Linked DNA regions of Homo sapiens: region 1 is linked to region 2. Evidence: chromatin loops called from intact Hi-C (ENCODE). Cell type or tissue: chondrocyte. All regions are shown on one strand. Each heading gives the region's core, and the rest is flanking DNA. Links, peaks and the distances in the headings are about the cores only.

Evidence for each region. Hi-C counts contacts between places; a loop is a spot of excess contacts. Peaks named below come from ENCODE experiments on the same cell type or tissue, not always from the same donor. Only the 100,000 strongest peaks of a DNase experiment are listed, where the experiment ranks them.
Region 1: a loop joins it to region 2, with 4 times the contacts of the local background. A loop is called at or near these places in 2 of 110 quality-filtered maps.

The regions. Positions count from the first base shown.
Region 1 is chr5:39,398,246-39,401,172 of GRCh38, forward strand. The region is part of intron 1 of DAB2 (DAB adaptor protein 2); the gene reads right to left. Among named protein-coding and RNA genes, the nearest start is that of DAB2, 25 kb to the right of the region's middle. In chondrocyte, for the core only: no CTCF peak of the experiment used is centred there; no DNase peak of the experiment used is centred there.
Region 2 is chr5:39,519,017-39,521,943 of GRCh38, forward strand. It overlaps LINC02104 (long intergenic non-protein coding RNA 2104), which reads left to right and starts at 1,415. Exons shown (of 3, transcript NR_104632.1): 1 at 1,415-1,446; 2 at 2,503-2,611. In chondrocyte, for the core only: no CTCF peak of the experiment used is centred there; no DNase peak of the experiment used is centred there.

The sequences.
Region 1 (2,927 bases), core at 255-2,754, 120 kb before region 2:
TAGTCATAAAAGTAACACAAGACGTAGCTGAAGACCAGGTATCGAATCTAGCGTTGGCAGACTGGGCCAAATGGAAGGATTCTAAGGTGAGTGGCATTACCTTGCTGTAAGTTTTTATAGCAAAAATTTCTCTGTTCAGATATTTAAATACAGCTTTTCATAGCATTGGAATTGCTTTAAAGGTAATTGATTTCCTTTGACTATATCCTTTCGCCATTTGGGTATGAGCAATTCCAAGGGACAAGGAAGAAAAAAATAAGGAGGAAAAGTTTCTGTAATATAAATTCCCTGAAGAAAATGGATGTGTATGTTGAGTTGCAATAGCCAAGGGTAAGTCTCCATTGTAGGCCATACAATTGAAAATATATCTATCTCTACTTCCTGAAATGATCAGAAGGTAGACTCTGCTTACAGGCCCCAAGACTACAAACCCCTTTACAAAAAAAATGTTCAAGACTTATTGCAAGATTTTAACAAAAGTGTACATCCAGTTATGCATACACCAGAGTGATAATTCACATTTCTCCCAAGGTTTAAAGAGCACGTCCCCATCATAGACTTGTCAAATAGGCAAGTTATCATTTAACATGCAGTGGGTAGAAGGCAGCTCACTTACAGACTTAGATCCATCTGTAGAGAATAATTGGTTTAAACTTAATAGTCAATATTCAAATGTAATGCATTTGAATATTGTCACTTGCATCCATAAAACTTTTAGCAGGGTTTTTAATGAGTTGAATTTAAAAAAGGGATTGGGCCTAGAAAAGGGATCTGAGGACCAAAAGTCCCCTAGTTAATTCCTTTGATTACCTTTCCAAACTGGGGCTCTGTTGAAGAAAGTGTCTAGCTTATGTTAAGCAATGGGGTCTGTTTGAAAGCTCTAGGATGGTAAAAATTTCTTACAAAGGGAAGCAAGTGAGTGCAGCACAAGGAGGAAGTATACAATTTTCTCACTCGTTGGGTGTAGTCTCAGGTCCCTTCAGTTCAAAAAGTGCAAAATTAGTCAGGAAATACACCCAAGGGGTGTTATCACAAGGCAAGGATTACAAATGAAAGCTCAAAAACATATAAAAAGGCTCACAAGCACAGTTCCCCATCTAAAAATAGCTAGTTTGTTATCCTGGTTCTCAGGGACTGGCTGTTTCCTTCATTAGAAGATTGAAAAGAGAAGTAAGATGACACATGTAAAAACAAAGGAAGATCTAAAGTTATCTTATAGTCCTGACTCCTTTTTAAGGCCTCAGATAGAACAGAAAGCTGTAAAGGAAACTCTGCTATATGAATAAAATTAGCTTCCATTTAAGTGAAGATCTCTAACTTGGATTTTGGACTTAATGCAAATCTCCCTGAAAGAATGCAGAGACTTCCCCCTTCTGTGGGACTAGCATCAGATGACTGCAAGAGATTCTGGAGCTTGCAACATCTCTCCTGGTTTCTGAGAAGGCTCTGAGAAATTTATTCTGGAAGACTGCATGAGTCATCTTAGAATGACTATGGGCTTTGCAATAATAAAAATCAGCTGTTGCTTAGTCCTTAGTGATTCATATAAAATGTCTAGTGTTTTGAATCCTTCAATTGCCAGCATGGTGGACAATGATTAGTCTAGGCTTTATAGGGGTAAAGTTGGTTGGCACTTCTTATATATCCTTATCCTTTCTACCAGTAGGAATGTGTTGGCATCAGCAATGGTACTACTTAATGATTCCAAGGTTTTGAAGCAATATCATAATACAAGTGTCAACCATCCTCCCCTGTGACTCCCAAGCCTACCTTCTTACCCTAATTATACAGAGCAGGCAGGAAAAGTGCTTTGCCAGTCTCAAAATGCTGGTAAAAGGAATAACTTGAGTTAAGGACTTAGTGGTAGCCCCATTCAACAGATGGTAGGGAATTTATTTTTAACATTAAGGGGAATGGGACAAACACCTAGTATACCAACCACTAAGAACACTTATTCCGAAAGGCCTATGAAACAGAATGTGTCTCTCTTTTTTTTTTTTTCTTGAGATAGAGTTTCACTCTTGTTGCCCAGGCTGGAGTGCAGTGGCGCAATCTCGGCTTACTGCAACCTCTGCCTCCCAGGTTCAAGCCATTCTCCTTCCTCAGCCTCCCGAGTAGCTGGGATTACAGCCACCCACCACCATGCCTGGCTAAGTTTTTGTATTTTTAGTAGAGACAGGGTTTCACCATGTTGGCCAGGCTGGTCTCGAGCTCCTGACCTCCCTCAGGTCCTGCCTCGGCCTCCCAGAGTGCTGGGATTATAGGTGTGAGCCACCGCATCCGGCTGAATGTGTCTCTATTTTATGAATAATGAAATGGACACAGCAACAGAAAATCAATCCGCCATAAGCCATTGGGCTCAAAGTGAGCATAGTCTGTGTTTTCTCTTCTCTTATATATACTGTCTCTCTTGTCTTTTCTTGAATCCCACTGATTTTAACCTGGATTTTATAAGCTACTTTCAAAAAGTCATCATCCCACTGACATTAACACACCATTAATTTTTAGCAAGAAGCCACATATAATAGACACAGGGAAAGGAATTAAGGAGACTCAAGAAGAAAGCAACATAAACATATTTGTTTAGAATGTCCAGTACTTTGTACTGGACAGAGAATGTGCTTCCTTGTTTCTTTGAACTTTCTGCCTGCCTCAGCTAAAGTGCGGAATTAGGACAACATGTGAAATATTAACCTCTAAGACAGACCTCGGGGTCCAAGAGGGCAGCAAACAGCCTTCACTGCTATCTTCAAAGTAGCTCTTTAAGAATAGGGGTCATTACCAGCGATGCTGTAGCAAAGTTAGACTGTTTCTGATACTTTATGCAAATCCTTCCTTTAACTGCTTTTTTGGATTCTTATGCTTTTAGGAAGGCTCTTCTGCTCTGCAAAGACCAAACTGAGCAGACAGTAAGATTTTTACAGCCT
Region 2 (2,927 bases), core at 293-2,792:
GCTCAAAACTAGGTAGAAGCATAAAAAAAGGTAATATTTAAATAGACAGTCTATAAAATATTGGACTTGTTTTGGTAAATGATCCCTCAGTTGGTATCTCTTTATCACCCACTTCTAGCACAACTTTTGGTCCATATTTGATGTTTAATAATTATATGTGAACAAATAAGTCAGTGACATTTTGCTGCTATATACTGAAGTAGAATTTAGAATGCATAGCTACATACTTGTGGAAATTTCACCAATGAAAGGGAAATTGAATTCTCTAATCCCCATGGGAAATAAATATTTTCACAAAGAAGAAAACCATCAAAAGAAGGACAATGATTAGCTTACCCTTACTTTTTCTCTCCCTATTGACACCCATGTCATCTGGATTTAAATGAGTATATATATATATATTTAATTTACATGTTCTTAATATTTAATTGAAATACATTTTAATATTTCAATACAGTATTAAATACAGGAAGCTTATTTTTAAAATATATTTTAATATTTCAATTAAATATTAAACACAGGAAGCCAATTGATAGAATTTGCAAAGAATTAACTTACTTTTCTTTGAAACTGCGTAACATTTGCTGTACTAGCTATTAAAATAACACAATTTTCACTAGTAGAAAGGACAGGAAATGCTAGTATCAGCCCTTGCAGACAAGAACAGAATTTAGTTTTTGAAGCTGAGAAGGCTCAAACTCCTTGCTGTGTTTTATTATGCATAACTGAAATTCTTCACAGTTACAAAAGTGTAAACTTCTCTTGATTGCATCAATATGTACTTGGAACAAGGGGATATGTAGGTCAGTGCTTGTGAAGGAACTCTGTAGCTACATTTAAGTTTGCTTTGAAGGAATAAAAGTAAATACATAAAGTGTGCCTTTTTTTTTTTTTTTGGTAAAAACCATGCAGGCATTCCATTTTTAACTTCTTTCGGATCATAGGATGGATTTATCTTCCTCATTGAAAAATTCCCCTTGCTTGAAACTTCCTGACAGTTACAGATTTTTTTTTCCCCTAGAATGTTTGATCATTTGAATAGCACTGTATGGACCACTCTTTGATGGTTTATATTCTCCCAACGTGATGCTCACTTCTGTTCATTACCTTATTTTTCATTATTTCATAATTTGTCTTTTGTATTTTGTGACTGCTTCCTCTGGGATTTTTTTTTCCTAGAAAAATGACAAGAATGATCCACACAAGTCCATAAGAGAGGCTGTAAAATAAACATTATACCATGTGTGGGGTAAAAAAATAAATAAATAACTGCAAATGGCTGTTCTCACTTTCTGGCATTTACACACATGGCCATCTGTTTGAGGGCTGTTTTAAATGGCTGTTTTCCAACATTTATGTAACTGGCCAATTGAAAGGAAATGACATCATCAAGTTTCCTGAAGGCTATAGCCGGAGCCACGAAAAAGTTCGGAAACAAATTGCTTGGTAAAGAGAAAGATGTTTTTGAAATGTCTCTTTTTAATATGTACTTCTTTCTTATTTCTAGCATTTCTAACATTTTCCCCCTTTTTCTATACATTCTGTGTTTATACCCCTCAATATTTGCACAATCTACTTTGGGGCTTCTCCTCTCTAAATTGTAAGGGAGTTAAAGAGAAAAATATCCTCTTTGTTGGGTCTGTACAATCTGGTCAGAATGTGCTGAAAACCAAAGAGTTTTCTGACCTACTTAATATCCAAGAATGGACTTGATTGACTTTGTCACTGAAATGACGGCAGATTTTGAACTTGTAGACGTAGGCCTTGCAAAGCATGGAAATAATTCCGGACAGACATAGACTGTTCTGCTACCAAGGTGCTGCTGTTGAACTACCCCTCACAGCACAGCCCACAGAGCATGACTGAGTGAAGAGGAACATTTGGAAAGTTTATCATATTTGTTGGAATCACCAAGAAATTAAAGCTAGGAAGGGTAGAGGTTTTTATTTTTATACTTTTAAGCTCAGGGGTACATGTATAGGTTTGTTACATAGGTAAACATGTGTCATGGGGGTTTGCTATACACACTATTTCATTACCCAGGTATTAAGCCTAATATCCATTAGTTATTTTTCTTAAGCCTCTCCCTCCTCCCCACCCACTATCCTCTAATAGACTCCAGTGTGTGTTGTTCCTCTCTATGTGTCCATGTGTTCTGATCATTTAACTCCAACTTGTAAGTGAGAACATGTGGTGTTTGGTTTTCTATTCCTGCCTCAGTTTGCTAAGGAAAATGGCCTCCAGCTCCATCCATGTTCCTGCAAAAGGCATGATCTCATTCTTTTTTATGGCTGCATAGTACTCCATGGTGTATATGTACAACATTTTGTTTATCCAGTGTATCACTGATGGGCTTTTATGCTGACTCCATGTCTCTGCTATTATGAATAGTGCTGCAATCAACATATGCATGCATGTGTCTTTATAATAGAATGATTTATATTCCTTGGGGTATATACCCAGTAATGGGATTGTTGGGTCAAATGGTACTTCTGTTTTTAGGTCTTTGAGGAATCGCCACACTGCCTTCCACATGGAAAGGACACAAATGGTTGAACTGATTTACACTCCCACCAACTGTGTATAAGTGTGCCTTTTTCTCCACAACCAGGTCAGTGTCTGCTATTTTTTGCCTTTTCAATAATAGCCATTCTGACAGGTGTAAGATGGTATCACATTGTGGTTTTGATTTGCATTTCTCTAATGATTGGTGATGTGAGCTTATTTTCATATGATTGTTGGCTGCTTGTATGTCTTCTTTTCAAAAGTGTCTGTTCATGTTCTTTGCCCACGTTTTAATGGGGTTGTTTGTCTTTGTCTTGTAAATTTGTTGAAGTTCCTTCTAGATGCTGCATGTTAGACTTTGTTAGGTGCATAGTTTGCAAAAATTTTCTCCCATTTTGTAGGTTGTCTGTTTACTCTGTTAA